2 separate regions of the Homo sapiens genome follow, and region 2 is linked to region 1. The links are chromatin contacts, found by Hi-C or POLR2A ChIA-PET in ENCODE. All regions are on one chromosome and are shown on one strand. The core of a region is the stretch at or near the end of the contact, and the rest is flanking DNA. Distances in the headings are between cores, read along the strand shown. Region 1 holds the start of PARVA (parvin alpha). Region 2 has its middle 47 kb from the start of PARVA.

Region 1 (5,119 bases), core at 960-3,459:
ATGTGGGGAAACTTTTGTATGTTTTTGCTGCTTCTCGTTTCAATCTAGGGAATAGAAGTCTAGTTCTTCATCAAGTCTGATAATCCTCAGCGCTGAAGATGTTTTTATACTTTAAGATGACTTACAAACATGAAAATTTCACACAGCATCACAGCTTTCAAAAGGTTATTTCTAATTCATGGAGCAATCTATTAAAAACATTTTTTAGGGGGGAAGAGAAGTTGATTAATGGTTACAAATATACCATTTGATATAAGAAGACCTAGTGTTAGATTGGTAAACTAACTATATTTTACAATAACCTCTTGTATATTTCAAAATATCTAGAATTCCAGTGGTCTAGCATAGAGAAAAGACAAATCTTTAACGTGATGGATATCCCAAGTACAGTGATTTTGTCCGAGGCATGTGAACCAGAGCAACTCCATCTTGAATGGGGCCAGGTAAAACAAGGCTGAGTGAGACCTACTGGGCTGCATTCCCAGAAGGTTAAGGCATTCTAACTTACAGGATGAGATAGGATGTGGGCACAAGATACAGGTCATAAAGACCTTGCTGATAAAACAGGTCGCAGTAAAGAAGTCGGCTAAAACCCACCAAAACCAAAATGGCGACAAGAGTGACCTCTGGTCGTCCTCACTGATACACTCCCAGCAGCGCCAGGACAGTTTACACATGCCACGGCAACGTCCGGAAGTTACCCTATATGGTCTAAAAAGAGGAGACATGAATAATCCACCCCTTGTTTAGCATACCATCAAGAAATAACCATAAAAATGGGCAACCAGCAGCCCCAGGCTGCTCTGTCTATGGAGTGGCCATTCTTTTATTCCTCTACTTTCTTAATAAACTTGCTTTCACTTTACTGTGTGGACTCACCCTGAATTCTTTCTTGCGTGAGATCCAAGAACCCTCTCTTGGGGTCTGGACTGGGACCCCTTTCCTGTGCAATTTGATCTTTACAAATTATATGAATGTATTACATTATCACATGTGCCCCAGAACTATGTACATCATGCATCAACTAAAAAATGTTTAAAACAAAAATGTTTAACTCAGCAACTTCTATCTACACACCAGTCACCACAGTGCTTCTTGAGAACTGCCACCTCGTTTTCAAACCAAAAACCAGGACGCAAAATCTGTGCATGGGAAAAAAAAATATTTTACATGCAAACTACCCTGAAAAAAAAAAAAAAAAAAAAGAATAAGGTCGCCTCAATTCACTCTGGTGGGGAAAAAACAAAGGTTTTTACGAAAGCCCTGAATGCCTGAGTTCACAGCAGGCCCATGACGAAGTTTGTGTCTCACGCAGGTTTTCTCCTTTGGTGGGAGTTTATTGTGTATTACACCGAGGGCACGCTAGGTTTGCCAGTTTTTCGCTCATTCATTCAACAAACACTCGATGTCCACCTACTCCATTAACAGAGCCCTTCTCAGCCCTCGGGATGGACAAAAGATCCCGAAGAGGCCAAAGCCACGACGCCGCTGCCAGAGGACGTCAGCAGGTCCAGGAAACGACCTGATTTTAAGGACCAATGAAGGCAACGAGTAAGAGCGACGGCGCCCAGGAAAGCTGCAGCGGAAACTTGGGAAATGCCAGCCTTCGGGCGCAGAGGGCGGGGCAGGGCCTACTGGATCGCACTGTCTGCGGGCTGGGGCCCCGCCTGGGCTCCGGTCCCGCCGCCTCCGGCCGCCAAGCGGCGCCCGCCCACGGCCCGGCGGGGGCGTTGGCCTGGTCCCCGGCCCAGGAGGGCAGCGCCCGGGCGACCGCGAGCGGGCGGGGTGGCCTCGATGGCCCGCGAGCCCCGGGCTCAGTGTGGGGTGCGCGTCGCTCCTGCCCGACGTACCCGGGAAGCGCGCGCACGCATCGCCGCGCGCCCCACCGCGCCGGGCACCCGCGGCGCGCTCCCGCCCGGTCCCAGTGCCCCGGCCCCTCGGCCCCTACGGCACCCCCGGCTCCTACCGCCCGCCCGGCCGGCCTGGCCGCACTCACCCTCCTTGGCTTTCTTCCTCCGGGCCAGGGTCCCTCCGAGTTTCCCCAAGAAGGAATCATCTTTCTTGCGGGACGGGGGCGACTTGGGAGTGGGAGACTTGGGGACAGAAGGCGACTTCTGCGGGGAGGTGGCCATGGCGCGGCGCAGGCTGCCGCGGGCCGGTCGGGACGCGGAGCTGGCGCTGGGCGGACGCAGCGGGCGGCGGCGGGACTGAGGCTGCGGCTTTCCAAACGGAAGCGGAATTATTCCAAGCATTTGAGGCAGCTCACGCTCGCCTTTCCCTTCCCTCGCTCCCTCCCTCGCTCCCTCCCTCGCGCCGCCCTCTGCCCTGGAAGGAGCTGCGCTCCCGGGGCCGCGCCTTGCGCCCCTGGGTTGCCCCAAGCAGGGAGGATGCCCCAAAACTGCCCCTTGCAGGACAGGAGGACGTGTGTGCCCAGGTTGGGAGCGGTCGAGCCGGAAAGCTTCATTTACCCAGGCTCTGTCCCCACCACACAGCCTGGCGCAAAACACATCTGAGAACCAACCCAACCCTGCTACTCTCCCGGGGTCTTCCAGCCGGCGGCTGGTGAGCTCGCTCTGCCCCAGCACTACTGCCTGTGGGGTTATCAGGCCCACGTCTTGCGCCCACAAGACTGCAGCTCCTGGAAGAAATTATTGCAGTGAACCAAAATGTGTCCAGGCCCCACCAAAGTGGGCAGAACCAATCACTCCTGAACCTATCCATGACCGTCAACCTCCTCGTCTCTACTCCCATCCAAGACTGAGAAGCTTGGAGTGCACAAGGGTAAAGCCGAGGCTTCTTATTCTTGTAAGACATCCGTGTTTCCAGCAGCTTATACAAAGGAAGATCCCACGTGGTGGTGGAAACATGAATGGGAAAAGCACAACCATGAGCTCCTACAGGACTTCCCGCAAAATTTATCCTGCCTAAATAAAAGCAAGAGAGTGACAACCAGACTCATTTGAGATAACAGGGGAGTCATACAAAGCACAGTGTTTGAAGGACTCATACTGGAAATGATTAAAAGGCACGTGTTATTGAGCTTACCCATCTCAAGTTCTCACTCTGGCTCTTTGTCCTTCTGTCTGTCTCTCACACACAGACTCACAGCACCTTGGCAACTGTGTTTCCTCCTTGTGGCCCCTTCTAGGCCACAGCTGATTGAACCTGGGTGAACACCTAATCCAAAGGGCGCTACTGCTTTACTGAAGAGCAGACGATCAGCTGGCCCCAGTTAAGACTGCACTAAGCTGGAGAGACTGTTGTCAGAAGTTGTGCTCGTGACTGATGATCATTCGCAATCAAAACTAGGGTGGCTGTTTCTAGCCACGTGCATGCTGAGGAGTAGGGAAACCAAAGAATGGAGCAAAGAAGTGTGCTCAAGAAGCCACGTGGTCTGAGTAATGGAAACCGTGGGGAGTAGCTGCTTGGACCTTGAATCTTTTCCCAGACCCCACTTGCACTTCCTGCCAGGGCCAGCTGTGCTTCTTCCCAGGAGATGTTACTCAGCCTTTTATTAACCCATCCACAGTTCCTTAAACTAAATAAAGTGACAAGCAACAGTTTCTGAGTAGAACTAAAATTTAACAAAAAGATAGTCAACAGATTCTCAACACCGTATAGGTTCATTTTATCTTAAGAGTCTTAATTTTACCTTTTTTAAAAAAAAAAAAAATCTGCTTTAGTTGGTGCCTCTTACTTAACAGCAGAAAAGTCATGATGTCTGCTAGCCTGGGAAGATTACTACAACTCCTCCTAGACAATAAATCTTAAAGGGATGGTGAGAAGCCAAAATATAAGTGTGTTTTGATTACATCATTAATCATTTTTGTTCAGGATATCAGATATAGGACATCTCCAAAAGCGTATCTCCAGCCCCGAGAGCTCTTGTCAGGGAATTAAGAGACACGTAGCTCAATAGCGGTGTGATCTTGGAAAGGTTTACTCCCTTTTCTGAGTCTCCATTTCCTCATCTACAAAATGAAATGGTTGGCACAGAACAGTGGTTTTCAAACTCGATCGTGCATCACAGTCGCTTAGAAGTTTGTTGCATTCACAGGCCCCATCTCCAGAAATTCTGATTCAGTCGATCTCAGGTGAAACCAAGGGATAGGTGTTTTTTAAACAGACTACATCAGGTGATTTCGATGTATTAATAGCTGATTCACACCCTGATGTCTTGCCATTTAGGGCTACTTTCAGCTCTTAACAGTCTGTGGTTCTTTATTCTTTCAAAAATTGCTAATATCTGTATGCAAGGCTTAGTCCTAAATGTGCCATAATCAAAATTACCCATGGAGATTCCTTCAGTTGCCCATGCATGCTTTTGCATATATAATACTCCTCAGTAATTGTTATGTTCGTTAAACTTGGAAAACCACTGAGCAAGGCTAAAAGGAGGAGTAAAGTCTTGATTGTTGAATGCTAGCTCCCAGAAAATATCAGCAAAATAAGCTGTGGAAGAAGGCAAAGCTGAATTTTTTGTACACCATGATAAGGAGAGCCCTGCCTTGGCAGAGTCTCAGTAGCATCTTGGAGTAGGGGAAGGGATATTTATAAGGTTTTGGAATCTTGATGAAGACAGGCCTTCCAGTGGGATGGTGCTTGATTAAGTTTGACTAAGGATCATGATATAATAGATAAGGACTGGTAGACCCTAGGCAAAGCTTTCCAAGAGTCTTGGAGAGTAAATAGTCTTTTTAATGCTATCTATTGAAAAGTCTAATGGGTTTATGTTCATTTCAATGAGATTTGGTGGGGAGTTCTTGAAAAGAACAAGAAAGTTATTCATAGCTTTTTATCTTCCTGGGCAAGAAATTTTTGGAAGACAGGGGAACGATAAAGTCCTGTTAATGTATGCAGTAACCTGCATTGGTGGGAATGGTTGCCAGGGTCTCAATATTATGCTGATACCTTGTTATTCAAGCATTTCTACTGGTAAGATCATTATCAATCTTTCTGGAAAGGCCAGTGGGAATGGGTGGTGAATTATAAATCAGTGCTACTCACAGTGTAGTCTGCAAACCAGTATTGATCTGGATACCATTATTAGCTGCCAAGACCAGCTTGGTCGGGGAGACCCTAACCCAGCGGCGCTAGAGGAATTAAAGACACACACACA
Region 2 (5,119 bases), core at 1,532-4,031, 47 kb after region 1:
TGTTAAATTGTGTCAAATGATTTTCCTTCTTCTATTGAAAAGACCATAAGATTTTCCTCTTTAATTTTTCAATATGGTAGTTGTAAAATCACCCTTAGATTGCCAGATTTAAAAACTAACGGGATTAAGTGTTTGTTATATTCTTTTATCTTTTTGAATCTTTGCTGTATCTGTGGTTGCATCTGCCCTTTCCATTTCTTCTTTATTTCTGTCTTCTGTCTTATTTTTAAAAAACAACTTGCAAGGGTCAGCTTTAGTCTCTCATTAATACGTTTGTTCAATATTTGGCTTGCAATGAGGCCATGGACTTCCTACAGAGTGGCCAGTGAAGCTGGAAACAGAGGTGAATATACAGCAAGCGGACTGTCGGTATTTGTTGAGTGAGCCAGTCTTCCATAGACTAGGAGTGTCCCTGTACATCTTTGCTGAGTGAGCCAAACTGCAAGGCCCTACCATCCTCTGAACCTTAGCCATTCCTCTAACTAGTCAGGTAGAGAATTCCAAGAAGGGGGTCAGGATACTACTGTGTGACTACTGCACAACTACTTGCTTCCTGGGAAAGGGGAATTGGCTCATTTACTGCTTGCTATAAAAGCTGCTGAGTCCTTTTCCTGGGGCTCCCTAGCTATGGGACAACTCACTGCACGCACAGGTGCCATCTGGGCTCATCATGTCACACCATGGGACTTGGGAACAGGGCAACTTGGGCTACCGAGCTGATGTTCCTGCTGTTTGCTATGCTGTGAATAATAAACTCTCTTGCTCTGATGTACTGACTTTTGTTGTTTACTTTTTGCACCTACATAGTTGTGGCAAACAACCCAAGTTCCTTGCATGCTTAATCATCCACTTTGAAGTCTTATTACTCCTGACCATTATCTATAAGGTTGGTGTCCTTTTCTGACAATATCCCATTATATTATGTGACAAAATAATATTATCTGTGTTTCTGTGTTCATGGCTACCTGTATTTAGAGAGACTCCTTTAGAATCACAGAAGATCTCAACCCTTCCCCTGCTCTGCTGACTTATGAATGCACAGCAACCAGCCATGTCTAATGATGGATGAAAGGGTACAACCTTTAACTCACTGCCTTCAAGTACCTTTTGAGAACAAATAGTTATGGAAGGAAACCTAAAGAATATCTATTTCCTAAAACCCATTCCCAAATTGTGGCAGAGTGTCAGAGAGGCATGCCTCAAAACCCATAGTCTGCTATCTTTGTTGAACAGCTTTTATTGCATTACTGTTTTTTGGGGGCGGTGGTGGCGGGGGTGTGGGAGTGATAACAATGAGTCCTCATTGAGATCCTTGTTTGGATCAGGCATGCAAAATTCATGTATTACAAATATTTAGAGAAACCGGCTTAAATCTCTTGTAGGGAGTATAGTTACAAATGAATGTGAATGGATGAACAAACAAATAAATACAATTTGAGAAGTCATTGACCATCCAGCTGTGTTTTATAATAATAGGGACATAAAAGAAAAGAGAAGGAATATTTTTGGATACCTATTTTATTTCAGGCCCTTTTGTGGGTGCTTTACTAACATTATTTCACTTCATCTTTTCTTCATACCACCTCTGTGAGGTTGGTATTATTCATTCAATTTTACAGATGAGAAAATTTCGCAGAAAAGTAAATAATTGTATAAGGACTACATTGGGATTCAAACTCAGGAGTGTCTGATTCTAATGCCTGTGCTCTGTCCAGGACACCTCACTGTACATTATCCAGGAATTTTTATTCCTCGGGTCCTCAGCAGCAGTGAAAACCATGGAGTGTAAGCTCAGCTACCTCCCCGGTCCTGGAGAGGCTTTCGCTAGCATTTCTCACATAATGTGTGCTCCTGCTGCCACCTGCTGGCACTTTGTGCATCCTAATTTTTCTTGGTAAACCCCTCAATCTCCGGGAAGAAGAAACCATCTGGCTCCAAAAAAGGCAAGAAGCTCCATGCAGACAACTAGCTGGTAAATCTTCCCCAAAGCTGGTAAAGCTATAAGGGAATAATTATTCTCATCGACCTCCCCTGGGGAGAAATCCTTTCTCTTTCGAAGTTACTCAGTTTTCATCAGATTCCAGGTATTGAAAGAAAGCCCAGATTGTGTTATCCAGACCATTTAAATTTGAATGGTGGTCTCTTGCTAGACTGGGGTATTCCATGCCCCTAGTATGTAACACTGATCATCATATTGACAAGCAACAAGCCAGTAGGTAACAGTGCCTCAACCAATAAGAGTCTAAGTGGCTGCAGAGCTGGGCTTGGCCTCTTTCCAGAAGGTGGTAGGGCCCCCAGGAATCAGGTTACTGCATATCCTGGTCCTTCACCTGGGCAGCTAGGACCAAGAGGGGACTCTCTTACCTCTGTCAAAGACATCACACACACAGACACACACATACAGACACACACACACACACACACACACACACACACTCTCTCTCTCTCTCTCTGTCTCTCTCTCTCTCTCTCTCTACCCCTCTCTCTGTCTCTCTCTCTCTCTGTCTGTCTCTCCCTCTCTCTCTCTCTCTGTCTCTCTCTCTCTCTCTCCACGTCCTGCAAAACATAATGATTTGTCATCTGGGGTGGATTATTAGATTTTTGTTTTCCTTTGTTTCCCTTTCCTTGACAAAATGGGGAAAAACCCTTCCCGGGGGCGGGAGAGCTTATTTCTGACTGCTGTAAAAAAAGAAAGCAGGAATTGTTGTCACGACAATGAGGAGCTCATCAAAGCCTCATTTTGCTCATCAGCCATCATTGCCCTCCATCCCGCACCCCCGCATGTTCCTCTAATTCAATGCCCGCCTAATGAATAACTCCCAGAACAAAAGCCCCTTTCAGGCTGCCTACATAATTATCAGAGGAGCCTTGCATAACTGTCGCAGACTACTCATGTTTTCAGGTCTGTCTCTAAATTTGGTTATTCACAACCTTTATAGCTCAATATTATTGCCTAACTGTGATCATTTTCTAATTATCCTAATAATACCTATTAAATAATTCCCATTAAATCACTTGAACCGGAGCAGCACAGGCCAGCTCAAATACAACTTAACCTAATAAGCGTTGGTCATTCATTAAGCAACAGGGCAATCTCTTAAAGGGACTGAATAGAATATTAAACCACCAAGGAATATTATTATTGCACAAATGTTATTACAAGTTAGAGTATATTAATTTTGGTGGCTGGTCTGCAAAACTTCCATTTGGTTGCTTTTGAGGCCACTCTCCCGTCTTGACTCTTTTAGTCTCCAGCCCCTTGTTGATCTGCATCTGTCACCCACACAAGGACAATCATGGGAAAAAGGCCCATAAACTTAACAGGGGAATTAAATTACCAAGGATATAAAGGGAATGAATGGAATCCATCTTCTGTCTGGCTTGGCACACCTCCGAAACATCACAAGCTGGCCAGATTTCTTTTGCTATAACTCAAACTAGCTCTCTCTTTTCTTTTTTTTTTTTTTTTTTTTTCATATTTGGGGATGAGGAAGATTTTCAGAAGATGCTTTACAATTTTGGTTTCTATCATTTAAATTTCAAGCAGTAAAAATTAGACAAATTCTTTAAAAGAAGATGTGTGTGGATACTTAGTAATATTTTGTAAAATGATATGAGTAGTGTTTACTAAATGCCTACAACCTAGGCAATACTCCGGTAGAGACTTTGCCTATCAACACTTCTAATTCTCAAAATGACCTGATAATATGGGGATTATTATCTTCACTTTTCAGATAAAAAATCTAGGACCAGAGAGGTTAAGTGATTTTCCCAGGACTATTCAGCCTAAGCGGAGTGGAATAGAATTTGAACACAGGGCTTATTGGCTTATTGGCGCCCACAGCTCCCCACTTCCCACCATGCCACCTCTTGGCCTGTGTTGCTGGCGGCAAACTGAAGCACGCCCTGGCTTTTCTGGTTTTTCCTCTTCTTTTCTAATGCTCTCACTGAGATCAGCAGATTGTCAAAGACAAGGACCAGAGCCTTCTGGACTGGGAATATGACCAAGCACCAAACAAGGGCAGTTCATTCTACCAAAAGTCCCACAGCAGCTGTAGAGATGGACAGTGACTCTCAGTCCAGGCAGCAAGAAACTCTTTATATTTGTAATAAGCCTATTTCTAATGAGCAAATTTGGGTCATCTTTGCAAGGAAATCCAGTGCATTGTAGTAAAAAAAACAAACAGGTATTGATTAATCATCTGCTCCATGCCAGGCACTGGCTATGGATATTACATAAATTATTTTAGCTAATCCTCACCACAAATACAAGTAACAAGTATTATTAGCACTCCCAATTTACCAACAAGAAAACTGAAGCACAGAAGAGGTAAAGTCTGACTCTAGCATTTCCCTGAAATCTAGTTGCTAAATTAACCATGCAGTTAATGAAACTGAAACCTCAGGACCCCTTACTTGGATGGGTCCTTGCAAGGTTCTGGAAGCAGCCCTCACAATTTTACATGCATGACTTTGCATGAACTCCAGGCCTCAGGAAATCTGGGTCTGCACCTGCTAGTTTCATCGCTCTCATGTAACTGGACTCTTAAAGAATTGAAATCCTAATGTTTCACTTGTTAAGTAACAAGTAACCTGTTGTTTATATTATTGCACATTATTTCAGTGCTCAGTTTTTCACCTTTTATATCTCAAATGCTGAAGGCTGAAGACATCACATTATAAAACTAAAGAGACAATACCCCCAACAAACTCTTAGGGCCCCCCAATTCATGAGCCACACCCCTACTGGAAGATTTCCGAAAATGTAGGTTTCTTTAAGCCACTCCTTACCTGAAAACCCTTCACTAGCTCATTTGTGAAGATATTTCATGTCTTTCCACATTTGACCTTTGCAGGTGCTGTTCCCTCTGCCAAAACAATCTCCTCTTTACTGGTTAACTCTTGTTCCTCCTCTGGTTCTCATCTTATAGATCACCCCTTCCCAGAAGCCTTGCTTGATGGCTTCCCTCGCCCCAAGATCAGTTAGGAACCTCTTGGTTCTGTTCACGTTGTACCCTAATGCTTGTTCCTATGACAGCATTTGTCATACTGTATTGTGGATTACCTCTTTACCTATGTGTGCCTCTCAATGGACTATAAACTTCTCAAGGTAGAAACT

Evidence for each region. Hi-C counts contacts between places; a loop is a spot of excess contacts on that map. ChIA-PET counts read pairs that join two places held with the same protein, here RNA polymerase II (POLR2A). Pooled maps may share reads with other maps.
Region 2: a loop to region 1 is called in a map of CD4-positive, alpha-beta memory T cell, with 9 times the contacts of the local background. The contact joins the enhancer-like site here to the promoter of PARVA in region 1. A Hi-C loop is called at or near these places in 18 of 168 maps with a recorded cell type or tissue (CD4-positive, alpha-beta T cell, CD4-positive, alpha-beta memory T cell, CD8-positive, alpha-beta T cell and 13 more) and 20 of 50 pooled maps. POLR2A ChIA-PET finds 5 or more read pairs at or near these places in 14 of 52 experiments (AG04450, CD4-positive, alpha-beta T cell, CD4-positive, alpha-beta memory T cell and 9 more).

What each region holds. Positions count from the first base shown.
Region 1 is chr11:12,374,661-12,379,779 of GRCh38, reverse strand. It overlaps PARVA (parvin alpha), which reads right to left and starts at 2,209. Exons shown (of 13, transcript NM_018222.5): 1 at 1,997-2,209. The coding sequence starts at 2,132.
Region 2 is chr11:12,328,218-12,333,336 of GRCh38, reverse strand. It overlaps a transcript of MICAL2 not described here. Among named protein-coding and RNA genes, the nearest start is that of PARVA, 47 kb to the left of the region's middle. RefSeq lists an enhancer at 2,366-2,867. Within about 2 kb of position 2,781, at least 3 of the 41 ENCODE cell types and tissues checked have a DNase peak (open chromatin) inside an H3K27ac peak, as active enhancers do.